Linked DNA regions of Homo sapiens: all the other regions are linked to region 3. A link is an interaction called in ENCODE POLR2A ChIA-PET data of the cell type or tissue named here. Cell type or tissue: OCI-LY7. All regions are shown on one strand.

What was found. Peaks named below come from ENCODE experiments on the same cell type or tissue, not always from the same donor. Only the 100,000 strongest peaks of a DNase experiment are listed, where the experiment ranks them.
Region 1: POLR2A ChIA-PET joins it to region 3 with 16 read pairs; 1 of 35 experiments calls an interaction of 5 or more read pairs at or near these places.
Region 2: POLR2A ChIA-PET joins it to region 3 with 5 read pairs; 2 of 35 experiments call an interaction of 5 or more read pairs at or near these places.

What each region holds. Positions count from the first base shown.
Region 1 is chr10:3,651,469-3,659,468 of GRCh38, forward strand. The region is part of intron 1 of LOC105376360 (a long non-coding RNA gene); the gene reads left to right. Among named protein-coding and RNA genes, the nearest start is that of KLF6, 130 kb to the right of the region's middle. In OCI-LY7, no CTCF peak of the experiment used is centred here; a DNase peak (open chromatin) is centred at 4,273; H3K4me3 peaks cover 1,105 bases; H3K27ac peaks cover 1,154 bases.
Region 2 is chr10:3,720,761-3,728,760 of GRCh38, forward strand. The region is part of intron 1 of LOC105376360 (a long non-coding RNA gene); the gene reads left to right. Among named protein-coding and RNA genes, the nearest start is that of KLF6, 60 kb to the right of the region's middle. RefSeq lists an enhancer at 1,835-3,034. In OCI-LY7, no CTCF peak of the experiment used is centred here; no DNase peak of the experiment used is centred here.
Region 3 is chr10:3,863,561-3,871,560 of GRCh38, forward strand. No RefSeq gene overlaps it. Among named protein-coding and RNA genes, the nearest start is that of LINC02639, 34 kb to the left of the region's middle. RefSeq lists an enhancer at 6,143-6,642. In OCI-LY7, no CTCF peak of the experiment used is centred here; a DNase peak (open chromatin) is centred at 4,931; H3K4me3 peaks cover 1,028 bases; H3K27ac peaks cover 3,043 bases.

The DNA.
Region 1 (8,000 bases), 210 kb before region 3:
TCTAATGTCACCATTCACCTCCTGGGGGACACCTTGTAAGAGCCAACAGACCTCATGACCCCCTTAGGGTCAAGGGTTCAATATCTAAGTTACCTGAAGTTCAACAAAAATTGCTTCCCTAAAATAGGGACTTTTATCTGAATCAAAACCACGTATGAGAACAAGTATAGGTGTAGCATATAGGTAGAAAGTATCTATGTGTTTTGCAAGACTTTTCTCCTCATTAAGAACACAGCAAAGCCTGCTTGTTCAGATGCTTCTCTGTGTCTCTGTGTTGTCAGAAGTAAGGATGTTCCCTTTCTCCAGATCTTACGGAGAAAGCTCTGCTTCAGGGAGAAGGGCAAGACGAGGTTGGAGAGTGACCTTCTTGCTTCTGCTGTTTTCTCCAATGCCAAGGTGCCATATTTGGGGTAGCCTGTCCTGAACGCATCACTGCCTGACTCCCTCTGACCCTTGGTGTTGGCATTAGGCTGCATTGCATGTAAGTTATGCAGAGCAGTTGGCCTGAGATTTGATCAGTGTAATGTTGATCTTGTGGAGATGACCAAGGCATGGAGGTCATCCCATACACAAGCACTTGGGAAATGGTGAAGAACCTGCCACAGGAAGTGGAACGCAGGCAGTGCCGACAGTGACTCTTTGCTGAGGGTGGGGAGGAAGGACCAACGCAAAGTGTGAGACTGCAATGGTCCAGCAACTGAAGCAGAGTCATCAAGGCCCAGGCAGAGCCAGGCCACCAGGAGGCAAGGCAGAGCCCGGTATGGCATCCCTGGAGCAGCATCAGAGTGGGCCTGGCACTAGGGGATCGTGCATTCCCACTGGCCACAGGTGCTTTCTGTTGCAATTACCTCTGACTGGTATGTGCTGAGTCTACAGGTGAGCTCTGAGTCTACGGGTGAGCTGAGTCTATAGGTGAGCTCTGAGTCTACAAGTGAGCTCTGAGACTACAGGTGAACTGTGAGTCTACAGGTGAGCTGTGAGTCTACAGGTGAGCTTTGAGTCTATAGCTGAGCTCTGAGTCTACAGGTGAACTCTGAGTCTACAGGTGAGCTCTGAGTCTATAGGTGAGTTCTGAGTCTGTAGGTGAGCTGTGAGTCTACAGGTGAGCTCTGAGTCTACAGGTGAGCTGTGAATCTACAGGTGAGCTCTGAGTCTACAGGTGAGCTGTGAGTCTATAGGTGAGCTCTGAGTCTCTAATTTTAATCTACTCTGCGAAAGACACTGGCTGTGAGCACAGGACACCAAATAGGTGGTTGTAGCGTGGCTATTCTTCGGTAAGCTTTGCTTGCTGCTTTCTTGGCTCACATTTTTTCCAAAGTAGGGTAAATATTAAATAATAATACAATGTAATATTATAATGTAATATATAATATATATTTAATAATATAATAATTAAAGACTTTGCTTTAAACCTCTTTCCTTTAACATTCTGGGCACCTGATGGCTATGTATGAATAAATCTAAATGGTGACGGTGCCTACACAAAAACGTTCACACAGAAGAGGAGATAAGATCACGGGAAGATGAAAACAAGACTTGCTTCGATAAACGGCACTCCAGATACGGTTTGGCACTGTTAGATGACTCGGCTCCCCAGCCCCATCCAGACAGCTGCACGGGCTCCGGGGCAGTGAGCTCCGCTTTCCTCTGCAACATCGCTTCACCACAGCAGCGATGTTTTCAGGAAAGACTTGCAGAGAGATCTCTAGCTTTCATTTTCCAACACGAATTTATTTCCAGTTCCAACCTCAAAGTTTCCAAGTGAGGCTTTTATTAAGAATAATGGTATGTTGCCAGAAAAAGTAACCCTTGAATTATGAGGGAAATTTAAGAAAGGAGAATATAATTTTTCTTCCCTCTACTATTTATCCATCCAGTACTTCTCTACATTGTGGAAGAAGTCACATCTCCACCACAGACAGAAGGATTGCTCTGGGAAGAGCCCTGATCTAACTGTAATGGCTTTCTTTTCTTTTCTTTTCCTTTCTTTTTTCTTTTCCTTTCTTTTTTTTCTTTCCTTTCCTTTTCTTTTCTTTCTCTCTCTTTCTTTCTTTCTTTCTTTTTTCTTTTTCTTTTTTTTCCCGAGTTTCACTCTTGTTGTCCAGGCTGGAGTACAATGGCATGATCTTGGCTCACCGCAGCCTCCACCTCCTGGGTTCAAGCAATTCTGCTGCCTCAGCCTCCTGAGTAGCTGGGATTATAGGCATGCACTACCACATCCAGCTAATTTTTATATTTTTGGTAGAGATGGGGTTTCACCATTTTGGCCAGGCTGGTCTCGAACCCTAACCTCAAGTGATCTGCCTGCCTCAGCCTCCCAAAGTGCTGGGATTACAGGCATGAGCCACCATGCCCAGACTTTTTTTCTTTTTTTTTGAGACGGAGTTTAGCTCTGTCATCCAGGCTGGAGTGCAGTTGTGTGATCTCGGCTCACTGCAAGCTCCACCTCCCGGGTGCAAGGGATTCTCCTGCCTCAGCCTCCCGAGTAGCTGGGATTATAGGCATGTACCACCACACACAGCTAATTTTGTATTTTTGGTGGAGGTGGGGTTTCACCATGTTGGCCAGGCTGGTCTCAAACCCCTGACCTCAAGTGATCTGCCTGCCTCGGCCTCCCAAAGTGCTGGGGCTACAGGCATGAGCCACCGTGCTGGGATTACAGGCATGATCCACTGTGCCCAGACTTTTTTTCTTTTTTTTTATTGTTATTTTTTGAGATGGAGTGTCGCTCTGTCACCCAGGCTGGAATGCAGTGGCACGATCTCAGCTCACTGCAAGCTCTGCCTCCCGGGTGCAAAGGATTCTCCTGCCTCAGCCTCCCAAGTAGCTGGGATTATAGTCATGCACCACCACACCCAGCTAATTTTTGTATTTTTGGGAGAGATATGGTTTCACCATGTTGGCCAGGCTGGTCTTGAACTCCTGACCTCAGATGATCCACCTGCCTCAGTCTCCCAGAGTGCTGGGATTACAGGCGTGAGCCACAGCATCTGGCCAATGTGATCGCTTTTTCTTAAGACTATTGGTCATTCCTTTTTTTTTATTTTTCCTGCAGACCTTATCATGATGCAATGCTCCATCCTAAAATGCTCTCTCCCATACCTATGCAGCAAATGTTACGTTTTGATTATTTCCCTTTGCAGTGAATATTGCCAGACCCTCAGAGATCATCTGCATGTTTGGCGGTGTGAGCAGAGGTTGCCACCACTGTTCTTTTTGCCCTAACTGTTCTGAGTCAGCTGATAGGAATTCTGATTCTATGCTCTTTTGCCAAGATGGGAAGCTGGTTTGGAAGACTTTTGGATCTATACATCCCAGAATACTTCTTCCCTATTTAGGTATATCAGTCATTTTATTTCCTACTAAGAATTATTTGTATCATTCAGAGTTGCCAAGCACAGAACATAACTGTGAAATCCCAAGGTTTCTGGAAATTTTTCAGATAGGAAAGGGGGACAAAATGAACCAGGCAGCCAAATTTCACTCTTTGCTCTTTGAAAAGCAAGAATGTTTCTGCCCTCTTTGCTTCTTTTTCCTCTCTTGCAGCCCTTTCTTCTATCTCTAACCTGTTGATGTTTCATAGAGTATGATTTTTCTCTGATAAGCATACACATGACCAGGGCACTGGTTGAAAGAGTAAGGTCTTAACAAACTGAGTCCTCCAATGCAGCACAGAAAGTTATCACAAACACACACACACACACGTGCACATACACACATATACACATGTGTGTTTATGTGTATATATGTGTTTGTGTGTGTGTGTATAAGAGAGAAAAGGAGAGTGAGAGGTGAAGAACATGATTTAGCTGGAGTTGAATGTTCCTCTGGCAAAAGCAGAACTTAGTGAAGACTCTTTCTCTCCTATGCTTATTCAACTCTGGACTTCACTTAAACTGAAGAAATCATCATTAACTTAGTTTTTTATTCTCCACACACTGGCAAAGTCCTTAGTAAGTATCAGACACTGCCCAAGACCCAAGAGCTGCACCGCTGAATAAGCGAGGTCTCGAATCTGGTAGAACTTCCATTAGAGGGGAGAAAGATGAACAGCACACACAAATAAAACCTTTCATAGCAGAAAGGGAGAGGCAGTGTGATGAAAACACCACAGAGTGATGGGACGATGAAGATTCCAAGGCTACGTTAGATTATATGGCTAGGAGGGGCCTCTCTGAGGAAGCCGCAGAGAAGCCGAGATGTGGCTGACATGAGGAAACCAGCCGTGTGCAAAAATGGAATGAAGTCATTTAAGGAAGAACAAACACCTGCAACTGCCCTGAAACAGGAACAAGCTAGAGTTGTTTGAGATACATCAAGAAGCCCTGTGTGAATGGGGTAGGGTGGATGCTAAGCTAGCTGGCAGGTGGCGGTGAGGGGGCCCCTTTAGGTCAGGGTGGGTAGAATTCCTTGAGAGGATACAGGAAGAGAGTGAAACCACCGGGTTAAGGTTTTCCATAGCTCACCCCAGCTGCTGTATGGAGAACACAGAACAGAGAAGAAAGGCCGCATGGAAAGCCAGTGCCGTGGTGCAAGCATGATGCTGTGATGGAAAGAACGACGGAGGGAGGTAGCAGGATGTGAGCTGGGTTTTGGAAGCTCCCAACTTAGGGTCTTTCACTTCAGTAACTGTAGACATTGATACATTTACTGGAATGAGAAGGCAGAGGGGAAATAGAATTCTGTTTGGGATATGTCAAGTGTAAGACGCCCATCAATATCTGGATCGATACCCCAAGTAGGCAATTGGATGAAAGTGTTTGCAGGCAGGTCAGGAGTAGAGAGAGAAATCTGAGAGTCACAAAATTCTGGAGTATTTAAAGCTTTAGAATCAGAATCAAAAATGGTAAGTGGAGAAAAGCAGGGATTCCAGATCCAAGTCCTGGGTGCACCAGCATTGACAGTGGGGGCAGAAGGTTGGTGTTGAGAGCCAAACAGAGCTCGGTAACACTGTGAGCTGTCAAGAATGTCCACTCGTCTAGCTCACCAGCCAGCTTTATTCATGTCATTGTCCTTCTGCCAATCCTAACATCAATGAGATGTAATGGCGGTGATAAATATGGATGTATTCATGTCTCTTTGTGCAGAAAGCAGAGATTGTTGCAGCATAATATTTTTAAAAAGGAGTAGGTACCAAACATTTTATCACATTTCTCTCTAAACTATTTTTTTTCTGCCTGGTGGAGAGTAGGCTTTTGTTTGTCAGTTTGTTTTGTTTTTCAGGAAGGTACTGCAGGCACCTAATTAGAGGAGACGGTGATACGTTTACAAAGTATTAATGGAGCTGTCTTTTCCCGCCTTACCGTGAACAAGCACTTTTTCTTGTACTTAAGTTTAAAATGTCTTTCTAGGAATAGAACAATTGCAAACACTGCAAAGTGCGAGTAGGAGGGAGGGGATGGTGAGGAGGGGGAGGCTGCCTGGACTCCAGGGAGTAAACACTGCAAAATGGGAGTGGGAGGGAGGGGATGGTGAGGAGGGGAGGCTGTCTGGACCCCAGGGAGGTGTCATGGACCCTGTACCATTTAATCCATCCCTCTCTCATTTCCTATTTAAAATACTAAGAATGAGTAAAACATACAGGAGAAATTTAGAGAAAAGAGAGTGGAAAACTTTAATTTTTAGAGTTGTCAATGAAAACATGTCTTCTTTTCTAAGGGACAAGAAAGAAATCAATCCTGGGTCATTGAGCTGGAATTTAAACAGAGCCTCAGACTACATGGATTGTTCTAGATAGCATAGCCTGTTAACTTCATTCCAAAATGATCATTTGGTTAAAAACACTTATGAAAACAATTTTTGGTGGCCTTGGCCTCAGGACTGATTGGCTCACTCCAGAAAATCCAGCAGGTTAAACATGTAAATCAGCCTTGGGGAGGTGTTAGGAAGCAAAAACTCCAAGCCTGGTACCTATGTGGATGGCGGTTTATGGGTTTAGGACATGCTTTGAGATGAATGTATTGGATTCTTAGACCCAACTCTTTTGATCGCTGATTTTTTGATGGAGAATATTGCGTCTTCCTAGCTAGCTTGATAAGTGTGGGGATGTCACGTCTCCTTAGCAATCCGAGTTATATGGAATAATCTAGAACAATTTAAAATGCTGCCTCATTTTTCCTGTAAGCAAACTTTATTCTTCAATAATAAGTACAGGTGGTTTTTGCCGGTTGATTAATTCCTTGGTCTTTACTCAGGGTAAGTACTGAGGGAGGAGGATTGTGTAGGTGGGATTGGGCCATGGTGTGAGTGTGGATGTTCTGAGGGCGGGAGAGTATCTCTGATTTGGAGCCTTTGCCAGTTTCCATAATGGAAGACTCCAACCACGGCCAATTTCAGGCTCTCGATATCCTGTGTTCCATGTAAAAGCTTCATGGGTCAGAAATGTCAACATTCAGCCTTCGAAAGCCAGTAGGACACAGGGCAGAGGTAGCTGGTAGGGGCCAGAACTGGGTAGATGGGAGTCGTCATCAAAGAAATGATGACCCGACCTCACATGCCTAGTAGGTCAAAAACATTTCATTGAACAAAATCTAATGGTGCCTCGTTTTCTTTCAAAAGCAGCGTTTGCATAATAACTGGTGCGCTCATGAATGCCCATTGGAAGACTGGGGAGAAAATGTAAACCCACAGGAAAAAGCATGTTTAGATGTGAAAGAAAGGCTAGTTTTTTTTTTTTCTTTAAAGCCAATTGAGTATAAAAGCGGTTGATAACTCCTAGAGTAACTGTTTGTAGTCCTTGCATTTAGAGATGGGCCACCGCTGTGCCCTTTCTCTAGCCGGAGATAATTACAACACAGTCTCACCATTCCTCCCTTCAGAAAATGATTATAATAAAATATCAAACCTGGAGGAAGCTCAGAGTCTTCAGAGATTTTCCATAACCTGTGCCTTCAGGACACAAAAACCTACATGGCCAGACAACCAGAAACAGGACTTATTTTGAAAGATTTTTCAAAGATTCACCCACTCTGTCCAGTTTTAAATGTAAAACCACATTCATAGGCAGGAAATCCTTTCCTGTATCTAACCGTGGTGTCTCATTTTTTGTGTGTTTAATTAATTCCCTTTGTCTCTTTTCTAAATGAGGGAATTATCCTCCCATCCCTAAGTATAATTAAAGATACTGAGAAACCCTATTACTTCAGATCCCACTAATTCACAAATTGTGATAATTCCAACAAGGCCTGGACTGCAAAAATAATTAGATAAGCAAATAAATGGGGTAAACAAGCCTGTAGGTCACCTTAGAGGCCTTCACTCTATACCTGCCTTCCAGTGAAGAGCTGCCTGGACCCTTTGCTGGGGAAGTGCTGTCTGGACAGACTCACCCCTTTACCAGCTCTTTTGCCATTGAAGAGAAAGGCTGTTTAGAGACCTCTGGAGATCCCTCTTTGGGAAATCTCTTTCGGAACTTTATCCCTCCACCGCCTGTAGGAGTCTGGGTCCTCACCCTGGCTGGGCCTTCCTCTGTAGCCTTGCTTCTGCCTGGAGGAAGGCCAAAAAATCCCAGGAAGTCACTTTGTAAACAGGAGCTCTTTCCCTCCATTCATGAAAGCAAATACCTGAGCGGCTTTACTGTGGGAGAGCTGGGGTGGGGACCTGGAGGCACTGCTGTGGGCAGTCAGTTGCATTTGTGTTCCAAAATTCAGGCCTTTGTGATCCTGCGAGGACTTCTGTCTTTGTTACTGTTCAGCTGTATTTTGTCAGGTTCCTTCGTTCATTGAATCATTCTTCATTGACTGCCCACTCTGGTGCCGGACCCCAAGGATATATTACATAGACAAACTATATACAGTCCTTTTAATTTCATTTAAATAAATTTTTAACAATTAAATAGTGCTCACTACTTGCGGGCACCGTGGCAAGCACATTAACAGTAATGACTCGTTTAATTTATGCTCCTCAGTGAACTCACAGAGTCGCGGAGCAAACAGCTTACAACACAGAAGATTCAGGGCGACATCCCTGAGGGAGTCAGGTGCAGTCCGGGAACATGGCGG
Region 2 (8,000 bases), 140 kb before region 3:
TTGAGTTCTATTACAGGAAGCAGAGGAAGTTTCAGCAGACAGTCACTTGCCAATTTGAACAGTCCAAACACATGGTCTTCCAGTTTACATGCCCAGTGGTTTCTAAATAATTCACATGTCAGCTGCACAGACACATTGATAGTGTCATGGGTTTTGATGGGTTGGCCCAAATCCCATCATGAGTACAGTTCCATGTTCCCCCTGAAACTGGCGACGAGAAGTCCTCCCGGGGGAAGGCAGACAAGGGCAGCAGTGGAGTTTTGGGGTTGAGACTGAGCCAGAAAGCAAAGTGCCACTTCTGCCCATATGATGGTGAGATTTTGGAAGATTCCAAGTCTGAGAGACTGGGTCATATTGAGAGAATCGTGGAAATCATTTGGAAACCGGGCAGTGGGGAGGGAAGGATAAAGCCGTCTTCCATTTAAAAGGGAAACAGATACAATCTGAATGTATCTCCCCGGTTTGTCTGCTAAGGAGAGACACTCTTGTCTGCCGATAAAGAGCTGAGAGCCTCAAGTAGGTCAAAAATAAAGAAAACAAATTGAAGGTGAGATTGATTCATGACACATGTGTTACAAGGTCTGGTGGGAGCCTCTACTTTTTCTGGAGGATAAAACCATCAAAGCACACTGCCCCCGTTTCATCACACCACTTGCGTATTATAGAGACACAATCAGTTCTCAAAATCCCTAATTTGGGCATTTTGTGCCTCAAAAATATTTGTTCCCTTAGTATTCAATGTGGCACCATAGTACGAGTGCAGGTGTTTTGAATTTACACCTATCCTAGCTTTCACTTCTGATCCAACTCATGGGTTTGGTACGTCTGCTTAGCAGTACAATTTCAACGACTAAAATTGTCCGTCTCTATTGACTATGAACCATGCAAAAGGACGACCACTGGATGGTTTTCACCACAGCTGTGGCCACAGTGGCTGGAGAGGTGGTCCACCCTAGAAGACCCTAGGAAATAGCAGGCTGATGACACTGAACACATCAGTTATGTGAAAGGTGTGCGTGCATGGTGAGCCAGGAGGCTCAGTCCTGGGAGCAAAAAGACATTATAATCTTTAAATCAGAAGTAATTCCAGGAGCTTTCAACTGATAAAGGGGCTATCTTATGACATGAATAAATAACTAGACATAGTAACAACAAAATGATATTTTTCTTACTCAGGTGATCATCTTCTTATTCAAACGTGTATGTCAGAACCTGACTTAGGGATGGGAAGTTAGAAAATAAAATGAGAAAAGTGGAAAGCTGATTTCCTGCAGCCTACTTCCATCATTAACTCTTGGAGGCTTGACAATCCTTGTTGGAAAGCAGTCACCCAGGCAGTAAACGCTGACTAATTGATGTGTTAATAAAAGTGGACATTGTGTAACATTCCTAATATGTTAATAGTGTGGTTTGCAAAACATTTTAAAATTACTTTAATGAAATATTTGATTAAACGTAGGTTTAATTTAAAATTTCACATTTTTAATCAAGGAGGATCAGTAATTAGCCTGGAGGCTTGAATCGAGAGCATATGTATAATTTCTGCAAATAAAGAGAGTGCACCAGTGTTCCTAGAGGGTCCTGTGTCATCGACCTGTGTATGTGTGAATAACTACACATTTTTGGTGCTGTGGGATTCACTGGTAATTGCATTGCAGACCAATTAAGAGAGTATTTATAGTCCAAATTAACCTGATAATCAAGAATCCCCATACAATATTGATCTCTCTTAAGAATTTTCTGAATGTAGGTAGGTGCTCTAACCAGCTTCTTGAAGAAGTGTTCAGAAGCCAGAATCAATGAATTCGGCGGTAATATTTCCCCCTAGAAACGTGGGCCATTTTCAATTTTTGCATGCGCAGAGTAAATGCTCAGCAAAAGATTAATTACTTGAGTATTTCATCGATATTCCTATAGACAGAAGGTATTTACGGAGGGCCTGAGCATGCATTCTGTAGAGTCCGATAGGTGGGATGTCTTCCCTCACCCATCACAAGGGTCATAGCAGAGACTCCTAGAACAAAAGACAGGTTAACAGGAGAAAAGCATAATAGGCATAATATTTAGTCCAAATTTTACATGACACGAGATCCTTCAGAAATGAAGAATCAAAGGCCCAGGGAAAACTGTGTCTTTTTACACTTAGGATGGATGGAAGCATGGACAGACATGTAGGAATGTGATGGGACAGAAGACTGTGATCTAATGGTGAGAGAGTGAGGGTAAGCCCAGCAAGACCCACCTGTTCCTGTTCTCCATGGCTTCTCCATTTGTGTTCCTTACCTCTCAGGAAGAGGGCAGGACTCCTCTGGAATGAGGGTCTCCGAGGAGGAAGAGAGACAGTGACCTTTCTAAGTTTCATGGCTGGTTTTGGGGAGAGGAATTCTAGTGCCCATGACCCACCTTAGGGAAGGGGAATTCTGTTTTCTATGACTCACTTTGGGGCAGAAAGAGGGCAGAGAGAGACATGAGGGCAGGAGAGGGTCGGAGAGACCTGGCGTAGGCGGCCTTCCCATTTCCTCCAGCTCAAAGCACTTGACATGCTCTGGCGCCATACTTTGGGGTCTTGTTTTCTGAGCCTCACAATTCTGAGAGATTCTGCACACGGGTCACCGAAGGTCATCCTCACAGACTCCCCTAAAGTGACCTATTATTATCACCATAACAGACATGGAACCTGGGACTCAGTCCTCAGGTGATTGTCCAGAATGGGGAGCGGGCCATTCTGGACAATCTGTACCATGGCCACAGAATGTAAACAGAAAACTCATTCATTCATTCACAACTCCAGACATTCTTCTTCAACATGGATCTTGGCAAAAAATGGGGTCTTCAATTCAGATTAAATAAAGGAAATGAAATACAATTATTTTTAAGTTATGAAGACATCTTAAATTTTTACTTAAGGCTAAAATGTCATTTTCTTATACAAGACATAAGCATTTGATGTTTGTCAAGTTCACAGTTAACTACTCAGGGGTACAGATTGCTTCTTGTTAAAGACACCACTGACTGAATATTTTAACCACTCGAATAGAAATTTCTACATTTTATCGGTGTCTGCCAAACCAAAATACCCCAACGGAATTCCTTTGAAATCTCTGGGAATGCATTATTGGAGTGGGTGTCGATACTAACTTTTCACATAAATCTACTCACCCTCAAGTTAGGATATTGGACATATGGTTTGTGGAAATATTTGAAGCATTTGCATAAGACATGCAAGTTTTGGAAGAATGACCATTTTAATCAGGCTGACTAACTGAGATGAGAAGAGGGAGGTGTGACCATCTGTTTAGCTTCATCTTGATTTTATTTAGCACCTGCAAAAAAAATAGATTTGAGCCACTTCTGAACGAAGAAAATATGGAGAACCTGTCTAGGACTGTCTCCTGTGCCCTTCTTCAAGGAAAGGAAAGGTCAAGTTACAAACAAATTATACACACACGCTGTGCACATGTGCACACATGCACATATACACAAACCCTACACCTTTTGAAATCTAAGATCTGTAGTTCCATAGTTCACTTGATAACTACAGGTCTTAATTTTAGCACTCTAAGACAACACTCAATACATATGCTAATATTTGCCGATACCTATAAAGGCCAAAAGAAACAAAAAGTAAAGTTATTATGTGTAGGAATGACAGAGGATTCTGAACTGAGAGAGGCAGTTATATAATTTGCCAATTCCTAAGCTGTTTATATAAATGGTTATAAATGGATATACTGTGTTGCCTAGGAAGGTTATAGCTCTCTAAAATGATATTAATATGACATGAAAATAAAGCGATAAAATTCCAAGCTATATTTCAATGCATAAATAATGCTAGAATATAGTTGACACTCAGTAATATCAACAAACAAGTGAAAAAATTCCTTACTAGTTTTTTGGTAGTTTTTTCTGACAAATAAATTTGAACTTAAATGTATTTTCTTTATCAAGATTATCCTAAGACTTTTGTGCTGCAGTTTTTGAGATAAATCATTTGATAGATTTTCTGATGTTGAAATTTTCTCTTACTCTTGACCAAACTCTCTTTGGTGACTATGATTTTCCTCTTCTCACTCTGGACTCTTATTTACATTCTTATTCTCTCTCTGTCTGCTCCTCATCCTCCTCCTGTTCTCTCTCCATTTCCCTTTCTCATCTCCTCTCTCTTTTTCCTTCATCAGTCTTGATATTATTAATATTTTTAAAAACTCAGCTTTTGGAATTTTGAATTATTCTCTTTCGTGATCATTGGTTGTTCCTATGGCTGCCGCCACCCTGTTCCTGTACTTCTCTATTGTATCGATTTCTGTTCGCATTTCTCTTTCTTATTTTTTATTTTGATCTGATGCTTATTTTTTTCCTTGCTGATTTTTGGAATTTAAAATTCAGCTTACTTGTTTTCAGTCTTTTGTATTTATAGTTAAACTTACAACTTTCCAACTAACTACGGCTTTATTCAATAAAGTAATTAGTTTTGGGACATACTGTTCTATCATCAATTAGATCCAGGTGAATAATAGAGTTATTTAGATTCTCTGTGTCGTGACTAATTTTCTTCCAGTTGGTTCTGTCAGTTGCTTGAAAAAGGATTTTTAAATCTCCTACTATGTTTGTGAAATCTTCTCTTTCTCCCTCTAATACTATTTTATCTTTATGTATTTTGAGGCTTTATTTTTAGGTGCATAGAGATTTATATTTGTTATAGCCTTCTGATGAATTGGTCTATTTATCAATGTGAAATTTTCTTATCTTTGGTAACAATTTTGACTGAGTTTGCTGTTAATACAGCAACTTCAGCCCTCAAATGCTTCCTGTTTAGATACTATATTTTCCATTCATTAATTTTTGAACTACTGTAAGTACATCATCTTTTATAAACAGCAAATAGTCAGGTGTCTCTGCTTTTTAAGTGGACCGTTCAGTCCATTATCACAAAATTGAATAAAAATAAGCCTATCATTTTATCATTTCTTTGTCACCCCTCTGTGTTTTGTTTCTCTCTTCCCTCCTTCCTGCCTCCTTTTAGATTGTGTTTAAATTTTATTTTAACTTATCAGTTGCCTTTTTAGCTGTGTATCTTTGCATTTTTGTAATGATTGCTCTAGGGATTACAATATACCTGTTCTCGTAGTCTACTTAGAGTTAATACCGTACCACTCTACAGAAGAGAGAGAAATCTGCAAACATATTAATTCATTTACCCTCTCCAGCTGTATTATATGCTAAGGGCATCTTACATATGACATATATGTTATAAATCCCACCGTGTTACATATATATATTATAAAGACCATGTTAGATTTGCTTTAAATGACTACATGATTTTTAAAAAACGGAGAAATCATGCTTTTTATGTTTGCCTCACAATTTTCTCATTTCTGATGCTTATCACTCATTCCTGAAGATCCACATTTCCTCCCATATCTCTTTCCTTCAGTTTCAAAAACTTCTTTCAGCATTTCTGGAAGTGCAGGTCTAATGGCTGCCGATTCCTTTCATTTTTTTTTTTTTGGAAAATGTTTTTATTTGTATTTCATTTAAGAAGGATATTTTTACTGAACTTTCAATTCTGGATTAACAGGTGTTTAGTTTTTTTTAAATTTGGGCAATTTAAAAAGTTTTGGGGCCATCTTGTTGCCTCCATGGCTTCCGATGAGAACTCAATAATAATTAAGATAATCAATCCCCTGTGTATAATTTGTCATTTTTCCCTGGTAACCCCAGGGTTTCCTCACTATCTTTGGTTTTAGCAGTTTGTCCATAATATGCCTAGTCAAAGCTTTTTTTTTATTTTATCCTATTTGAGGTTCACTAACGTTCTTGAATATGTCAATTTGCATCTTTCCCCATTTGGGATGACTTTGAGCATGATTCCCTCACTATCTTTTCTGCCTCATCCTCTGTCTCCTGTGTCCTGGGGTCCCTCATGTGTGTTCTAGCCCCTTCTCCCTCAAGACTCCTCTTCACATAAGCTAGACTTCTGAAATCATCTCAGGGTTCCCTAAAATTCCATCCTTTTTTTTCTTTCTCACATCCTCAGATTCTGTACCATTTACGGATCCATCTTCCTGTCCACTGGCCCTTTTTACTGCCGGCCCTGCTCTGCCGTTAAGTTCTTCCAGTCAAGTTGTTCATGTAGACGTTTTGTCTATGCACTCTTAATTTTCCACTTGGTCATTTTTATGGTTTCTTTTTTTTTTGAGACAGAGTCTCACTCTATTGCTCAGGCTGGAGGGCAGTGGCGTGATCTCGGCTCACTGCAGCTTCCACCTCCTGGGTTATAGTGATTCTCCTGCCTCAGCCTCCCAAGTAGCTGGGATTACATGCACACACCACCAAGCCCAGCTGATTTCTGTATTTTTGGTAAAGACAGGGTTTCACCATGTTGGCCAGGCTGGCCTCGAACTCCTGACCTCAGGTGATCCGTCTGCCTCGGCCTCCCAAAGTGCTGGGATTACAGGCGTGAGCAACTGCACCTGGCCATTTTCTATATTTTTTAGTGACATTTCCTATGTTTTCATTTGTCATGAGTGAATTTTCCTTTGCCACACCAAGCATAGTTTTGATAACTATTCATGTTCTTGTCTGATCATTCCAACAGAGGTCATCTCAGGCCTCATATCGATTGACTATGTTTTCCCCTGAGATGAGGTCACATTTTCTAGGCTTTTTGTAGGTTGAGTAATCTTGGATAATATCTACTATGTCATTAGACTTTGGATTCTCTGTTATTGCTCAGAAAAACGTTGATACTCTTGTTGAGTAAGTAATTAATTCAACTAGATTCTGTGCGGAGAGTTACGCCAGCATTAGACGAGATGGCTCAGACTTTATTCCGGCTCTTTGAGCCATCATTTCAGGCCACTTTCAGTTTGATCTATGCATGTGGGGTTCAAACAGCAGCCGGAGCTGGGGGCGGTGGGGAGGGGGGCATTTATGCTCAGAATCAGATGTCCCCCGTCCCCCTCCGCTTTCCGAGGCTGTCCTTTCTCCCTCTCTCCCTCCTGGCTGCTCTTGGGTTTTCTCCCTGATTGCCTTCAGCGGAGGAGATGCTGGGCTTGGTAAGCTCTGCCTCAGTGGAAGCTTCTGTAAGATAAAGGCGCAGTAGAAAAATGCAAACGTGTTCTCTGCCCCCCGCGCGCTTCAGGGTTGGCTCCCTCCAAAAGCTTCCTGAGCTTGTTCAGTCGCCACAGCTCTGAGAGAGCAGTTTGTTTTGTATCTTGTTAAAGTTTATAGCTGTTAATGATAATTGATTGTTAAGAGTTCACCCCATCTAAGGAGCATATGGCCCACAAATGGCCGGAAGAGAAACTTCCGAGCACTTGCCCCTCCTCAACTGTCATTTTCTCACTTATCTTTAATAGAATATGTATTTTTCTTATATAAAATTATACATATGCTAAAATATAACATACATATATGTAAGAATATATATATGCTGCACTCTAAACACTTACTGCTTTCTTATGTTTCAAATATTTTCTTCTATTTTATGACTTGACTTTCCATTTTTTATGAGAAGCAGGTTTTTTAAATTACATATAGTCAAATATATCAATCTTTTACATGTACGTAATGGTGTGTATTTTTGTGTCTTGTTTAAAAAGACATTCGAAAAAATGATAATAAAAAAACTTCCTAAATCCCATAGTCATATTGATTTTTGTTTTGTATATTGTCTTAAAATTTTTAATTTTGCTTTTTACACTTAAGACTTTAATCAGTCTAGAATTGATTTTTACACACGATATGAAGTGGAGATCTAATTTCTTCATTTTCATTTTGGTTTTCTGGATGAATGAATAAGGGTTAAAAGTTATCATTTACTAAATAGTCCATTTTTCTCCTACAAAAGGAATAAATCAATTTCCAATCATCTATTTCTCTATCCCTTGTCAATACCACATTTACAACTGGGCCCAACCCTAAGTGGTACAGAGGCCCACAGATAAGTAAATGATTGCAGAATAAACTTTGCCAGCTTTAGGACTTTGGCTAGACGT
Region 3 (8,000 bases):
CTCCCGACCTCCAGTGATCCGCCCGCCTTGGCTTCCCAAAGTGCTGGGATTACATGTGTGAGCCACTGCGCCCACCTGCTGAGTCATTTTATAAATGAGAAGGTAAAGCCTGTGATTTCTGCCTTTGTCATCTTGAAGGAGGTGGAATGAAGAGAAACAAGAAAATGGGATCATCAAGTCAAAATCATGCAAACAAAATCACACACACACGAGTTGGGCTTTTCAAACAATTACAGCCTGTTAAAATCCATGTAAATGTAGGCAGGCTGGGCATGGTGGCTCACACCTGTAACCCCAGCATTTTGGAAGGCCAAAGTGGGGGAATCCCTTGAGCCTAGGGGTTCTGAAAACAGAGCCAGAACGTGTCTCTGCAAATAAATTTGAAAATTAGCCAGATATGGTGGCATGCACCTGTGGTCCCCACTCCTCAGAAGGCTGAGACAGGAGGTTCCTTTTACCTAAGGATGTTGAGGCTGCAGTGAGCTATGATTGCCACTGCACTCCAGCCTGGGTGAGAGAGTGAGATCCTGTCTCAAAAAATAAAATAAAAATAAAAATAAATAAAATGTTGGCATATTGGTCAGTGAGGCCTTTGTAAGTGCAAGTGGAGCCATTTGCAGGATTTGGGGGCATCCTCTAGGCACACAGACGTCATTAGGTGTTATGGGTTGAATTGGGTCAAATTCATATGTTGATGCCCTAAACCTCAGTACCTAAGGATGAGACCTCATTTGGAGACTGGGTCTTTACAGATGTGATTGATGTAGGATGAGGTCCTCCAGTGCCCCAATGCAGCATGACTGATAGCCCTATGGAAATGGCGATTAGGACACAGGCACACGCCCAGGTGAACATGAAGACAGAGATCGGGATGATGTTTCTACACACCAAGGAAGGAAAACTGAGGACCAGCAACCGCCAGAAGTGAAGAGAGGCCTGGAACAGGTTCTTCCTCATGGCCTCAGGAGGAAACAACCCGACGACAACTTTGTCTGGGACTTCCAGCCTCCAGAACTTGAGACAGTCCATTTCTGTTATTGTGACACCCTGTCTGTGGCACTTTGTTATGGCAGCGTAGGAAATGAATCCACTAGCCATACAGTGACTCCAAACCACTAAGAAACAACCCAGTCCCCGCAAGAACTTCCAGGGACATGTATAGTGTGTGATGCCCATGATGTCTGCAGTGATAACAGAAGGCAAATCGTCAGCGGAAGGCCACAGGAATAACTCAAACAGTAAGTCATCTCAGGATGCAGATCACAGGGGACAAATAGAGAATAAGCCCTCCCAGAAGAGTCCCACAGGCTGAATGGGTGTGTGGGGGGCAGGGAAGGACAGCCCCATAAAATGGTATTGGAGATGGAAGTGGAGCAAGACCACACCTCTGAGTTGGCAAAGCCCATGGTTCTCACAGGCAAGAGAAAGAGACTTGGGCTTCAGGGAAACATAAGCCCAGGGATAGCAGCAGACACACCTGGGGAGGTGAAGTGCATATATATATACATATATATATGGTGGTGCATGCCTGTAATCCCAGCTACTCGGGAGGCTGAGAAAGGAGAATTGATTGAACCTGGGAGGCGGAGACTGTAGTGAGCCGAGATCGTGCCACTGCACTCCAGCCTGGGTGACAGAGCGAGACTTCATCTAAAAAAAAAAAAAAAAAAAAAATTCCAGGAGGATGTACATCTACTACTCTACTATATATCCTACTTGAAATAACAGAAAAGCAAAATGCAAAATTTTATTTTGTGACCTCCATAGAACTCTAAAAGGAGTATAAAAATGTATAAGCAGCTTGTATAAAATACTCATGATCATGGGAAACTGCTTCTTGCATAGTTGTGACTTCAGTATTTCAAATTATTAAAGAATATTCAATTTTATTCATAAAGATGAAAACAGTTTATTACCATTTATAGAATTTAACACACATATTTTCAACATTCAATCACAAGTAGTGTAAGTCAATTGTATTTAATAGCTAATTGACTTAGATTTCCTTTAAATATAGCTTTTACCTCCTTTTGAGAGCTTTCCTTGTTAACTAATTTTCTGTCGGTAGGCATAACCACTTGCTCATGTATGCTACAGCATATTAGAGTCAATATCATTCTTTCAACCATTCATTCAAGTCTAATTTTACTGTGCAGAGCATAGCATTACCGTAAGCTTATTTTCCACAGAGGAAATTCCCAATATGTAACTTAAAATATAAAAGTTGGTGTGATGAGGCCATAGTGTACAACCACAGTGGAAATTTGACTCATCCTGAGACTTTTTGAAGTTGCAATGTGCAACTAGAAATAATTAATGATCTCTAATACTTCTCACGGTTTCTATTTGGATGTTCTACAATTGTGAAGGATACTATGAATAATTCACCATTCCTTTAACCTCTTGGTCTGCTGTAACCAAATGATTCCTGGGATGGCAGTTTTGCTGGTCTACAGAATAATTATGAAATAATAATATTTCACCCATCTCTCTCTCTCTGTACCAAAAAAGAATATAAGAGCTTTATCTAGGTTGTGTGCTTATAAGGATACCAGTTTTTTACTTTCACATATTGAATTAACAATTACCAGTGAGTAGTTCTAATATGTTATTATAGTAGTGAAAATATAGATAGAGAACTCTATGTTAAATTTAAAAATGATCATTTCAGTGATTAGCTAGAGATCTGATAAAGTGGATCTTTAAGTTAATAAACCTGATATACTACAAGCCGTATGAGACATCCTGCTTAGCAGACTCTGGCAAACTGTTACTGGTTTAACATTGTTTTCTCCCAGGACATTCACCTTTTTGGTAATTTACACTTAAGCTATTCCCACTTGTCTGCAGTTCAGCAGAAACATACGTCTTGGCACAAATGAAAGAGTGACACCATCTCTCACAAGGACCACACTGTTGCTCATCATGTTTCCCAGAAATATGTGACATATGTTGGAGACCAAATAGAAGCAGTTCCTCAACACTTGTTTCAGGTTGTCAGAGAACTCGACCAGCAGCAAAGACAGCAAGTATTCCAGACCACCATGCAAATAATGTTCTGAAAAGAAGTCGTATTAGTCTGGTTCAAGAACAGTTTTAGCTGGTTATAGCTAACTGCCACTTCACACTTGGTGATCACTGCATAGACATATCTGAAAGGTGGAAGCACTGCTGTAGTAGCCCTTAAATACAGTTATTTTATGGGTTTTGTTGTTTTTGTTTTTGAGACAGGGTCTCACTTTGTCTCCCAGGCTGGATTGCAGCTGTGTGATCTGGGCTCACTGCAGCCTCCACCTCCCCAGCTCAAGTGATCCTCCTGCCTTAGTCCCAAGCAGCTGGGATTACAGGCTCGTGCCGCCACACCTGGCTAATTTTTGTGTTTTTTACAGAGATATGGTTTTGCCATGTTGCCCAGGCTAGTTTTGAACTCCTGAGCTCAAGTGATCCACCCGCCTCAGCCTCCTAAAGTCCTAGGATTGCAGGCATGAGCTATCACGCCAGGCCGTTTTATGTTTTATTTTTGTAAAATATTCTTGTTGTAAATTGGTGACATAATTAGTCTTAGTCCATCTAAATGCTAAGTGTCAGTTTCAACTCTAATCTAAATGATGGTCTGCAGCAGAGGTTTCCAAATATTTTGAGGATACACACCTCATCAGTAAAAAGGTTTTGATCATGAACATATAAAGACATTAACATTTGCTGATGTGTAAGACCAGCCCCTTCCTGCTGGGTGGCTTCCATGAGCAATTAGACAGTGATAGGAACAAACAATATAGAGACAGGTAAGTCTTCTGTTATATTTTGAGCATTATAAAGGATACACAGAAACATACACGTAATAAATGAATCAGATAAAAATAAATGTGCATAGAAGCTCTAATGTTCTTTTACTTGTATTGCAATATATCATTCTGTACAGAACCTTGGGTGTGTGCACCTCACCTGTGGGACCCCTGAGCCCATCTGTGAGACCTGAGGTGCTGTCACAAGTGCTCAGGGAAGGAGTGAAGTTGTTTTTCCACTGTGATGACTCTGGCTACATGAGAACGTTTTCTTTATGACTGAAGTAGAGTCACATTGGATAGCAGTAACTTTGATATCTTCATCAGAATGAGTCATTTTAATGTGTATTGCCTTGTAATCATAAAAGTTGAAGTATTACTTTTTTTTTTTAACTAGAGCACAGTTACAAGTAGATGTTTGCCATCATCATAACAAGAGGAAGTCATGGATTTTATTTTAAGGCACATAAACTGAGATCATGGGCACATGATCAAGTATCAATCTTCTATGTTGGGAGAAGACAGGGCCTAAGGTTTATGCATTACATAACATGTGCCAGGCACAATTCTAGATGGTTTGGATATGTTAAAAGAAATCATGGCTCTAAATTCCGGTACACAATGTTTAGTAGATAATAAATGCTATTATGTTTCTGATTTCATCATCAAAATTATCCAGACAGCTAGGTATGACTACACTAGTCATCCAAAATCACCTGAAAATCAGAGAGCTTCAGTGACTTTGGGTGTGGTCACTTCTTAGTAAGAGGCAGAATAGACACTTCTGATTCCATCGCTCATGTTCAGGGTTTTAATTTTTTTTCTTTTTTTGCTCCTTTCACTGTATAATTGCTCATGTGAGATGTTCCAGAGTGAATAGGCTGCCCTTTGGATATTGTCACATATAAAGACAATAAGAGTAAATAGTTGCTTATTTGAAGACATCCATAGAATGGCTCATGTGTCTTGTTTTTTGCTTTTGTTTGTTTATTTGTTTGTAGACACAGAGTCTCACTGTCACCCAGGCTGGAATGCAGTGGTGCGATCATGATTCACTGCAGTCTTGAACACCTGGGCCCAAGCTATCATCTCGCCTCAGCCACTTGAGTAGCTGGGACTACAGGTGCACACACGCCACTGAGCCTAGCTAATTTTCAACTTTTTTTTTTTTTTTTTCAGACAGAGTCTAAATCTGTCGTCCAGGCTGGAGTGCAAAGGCACACTCAGCTCAGTGCAACATCCGCCTACTCGTTTCAAATGATTATCTTTCCTCAGCCTCCTGAGTAGCTGGGATTACAGGCACCCACCATCACACCTGGCTAATTTTTGTATTTTTAGTAGAGATGGGGTTTCACCGTGTTGGCCAGGCTGCTCTTGAACTCCTGACCTCAAATGATTCGGCCCACCTTGGCCTCCAAAAGTGCTGGGATTACAGGTGTGAGACACCACGCCTGGTCAATTTTAAACTTTTTTGTAGAGACAGGGTCTTGCTCTGTTGCCCAGGCTGGTCTCAAACTTCTGGCTTCAAGGGATCCCTCCACCTTAGCCTCCCATTCTGCCACATTCTATTTCTGTAGAAGCAAGTTACAAAGTCCAGCTGACACGCAGAGGAGCAGAATTGAACCTCACCTTTTCAAAGAAGGATTGTCAAAGGATTTGTAGATATATTTTCAAGACACCACACAATGCATTTGATGAGATTCTGATTATAGACCCTTTGGCATATTTTATGTGGACTGTAAGGAACTGGGAAGGATCTAATATTTTACCCTATTTGTAAGGTTTCAAGTTAGCCTGTCCTAGTTTTGTGAATGCTGACAGAAGATATGAGTACTCTGGGTCAAAGACCAAAAGGACTTTATGACTCAAGCAATAGCAGTAGGCAGAGTATCAGCAATTTTGGTTCTCCTACTCCCCACCCCCAGAGGGTGACTGAAGGAGGGTCAGGTGACATTTGCACATGCAGTGGATTGCATTTCAGGAGGTGAACCTAAACTTGGAGGATGGGAAGCTGCCTTTCACAAGAAGCAGTAGGCATACCTGCCCTTTGCTTTGAAGGACACACAGTCTCTGTCTTCCAAAGCTGTTCACTATTTAACTATCTTTCACAAGATACTCCAGGACAAAGACTCTCACGGCCTCTACTCAGAAGATGTGCAGACATGTGAGGGTCATGGAGAATTCTCTTCCGAGTTTATGATAAAGGTGGTTGCATTAGTCAGGGTTCCCAGAGAAACAAACCAATAGGAGATAGATAGGTGGATATTTTAAGGAATTTGCTCATGGGACAGTGGAGGCTTGGTGAGTCCAAAATCTGATGGGGGTGGTAAGCAGTCTGGAGACTCAGGAAAAAGCTGCAGTTTGAGTCTGAAGACAGTTTCGTGCAGAGCCAGAAAGGGCTGATGTTGCAGATGAAGTCTGAAGGCTGTTTGCTGCTGAATTCTCTCTCGCTTGCAGGGAGGTCAGCTTTTTGTGCTCTTCAGGCCTTCGGCAGATCGGATGGGGCTCACCCATATCAGGGAAATCTCACCCAAAAATATCCTCACAGAAATATCCAGAATAAAGATTGACCACATATCTGGGCACCATGGCCCAACCAAGCTGACACATAAAATTAACCGTCACACTAGTGGTATGATTGCTTTATTTAGTTGCAAGAGTTGAAAATAAAAAAAAAAATTAAAAAGGCATTTGGCTGAGGGGCACGGAAGGGCAGCCTATATTTATTGTGAAGTAATGTGTTCAACTGTGAGGGTTCATGTCTGAAGATAGTTCTAAATAAAAAAAGATGATTTTTCTTAATTCCCATTGCCCCATTTCAGATTCCCATTTGATAATTTAAACAAATGCATACTAGCAGCCAGATGCGGTGGCTCGTGCCTGTAATCCCAGCACTTTGGGAAGCTGAGGCAGGTGGATCATCTGAGATCAGGAGTTTGAAAGCAGCCTGGCCAACACGGTAAAACCCCATCTCTAGTAAAAATACAAAAATTAGCCAGGCATAATGGCAGGCACCTGTGATCCCAGCTACTTGGAAGGCTGAGACAGGAGAATCACTTGAACCTGGGAGACGGAGTTTGCGGTGAGCTGAGATTGCACCACTGCACTCCGGCCTGGGTGACAGAGTGAGACTCCATCTCAAAAAAAAAAGAAAACAAAAATGCATACTGGCATGGTCCACCCTAGTCAAACAGATTCAAAGAACTACAGACTTGGAGGAGACCCCAGAGATAATATAATTCATCAACATCATGCTACAACTTTCTGAATATCATGCAAATAGTTACCTGTAGAGCTGGGACTTAAAACCCAGGGCTCATACTCTACTCTGTCCAAGAGCATTAGAACTGTGGCTCACGGAACCCTGGGTTCAACAGAGGTTCCTTGGGAGCCTCCAGGAGGATGGGCATGGGCAGGGCCCCAAATTGGTATTCACTAGAGGGGCTTCATTTCAGTGTGAATTTTATATTGGAATACTGTGTAAGGTCCCATTTGAAAAGGGCTTATTTTGCCAAAGCAAGCTTGCAAATGACTCTCGTTTGCGATGGATATTTTTGTTGCTAGTGTTGGAAGTTAATACGTTCAAATTACATTTGAGAACCGAAGTTCAAAAAATAACCTTCCTTTAGAATTTTTTTGAATTTTAATAATTTGATCCAATTTGAGTTTATAAACTCAAGGAAAATATTAACTCATCAATTTAGTAGTGTGTAAATTATTCTATTCCATATTTATTTTATTCTTAAAAATCATGACCATAAATTTAATAGGATAATTCAAACTTTTTTTTAGTAAAAAGCAGTATATATTCATGAAGGAATATTTGAAAATACAGAATAACAGAAAAAAATGTAAAATATACCTACTACCTAAACATACCTTTATCAGTATTTTTATGTATCACCTTTCAGCATTTTTTTTCTAGGCAGATGTCTCTTTCTCTACGTAGTTGTCAATAAACTGTGTACTTATGCACAATTTCATGTGACCATTTGTGCTTATCATATACTCAAGGCCTTCTCTATGTCATGGAACGACCTTGGAAATATAATATTGAATGACTATGTAAGCTTCCACAAAGTGGTTATACCAGTTTTTAACTAACAACCTCTTTTCTGTTTTTGATTTTATTTTACTGCTAAAAATTCAAGCTGGAATAGTACTGCTGGGAACCAAGTTGTTTCCCCAACGCCTGCCAAAGTCCTCTATTGAATC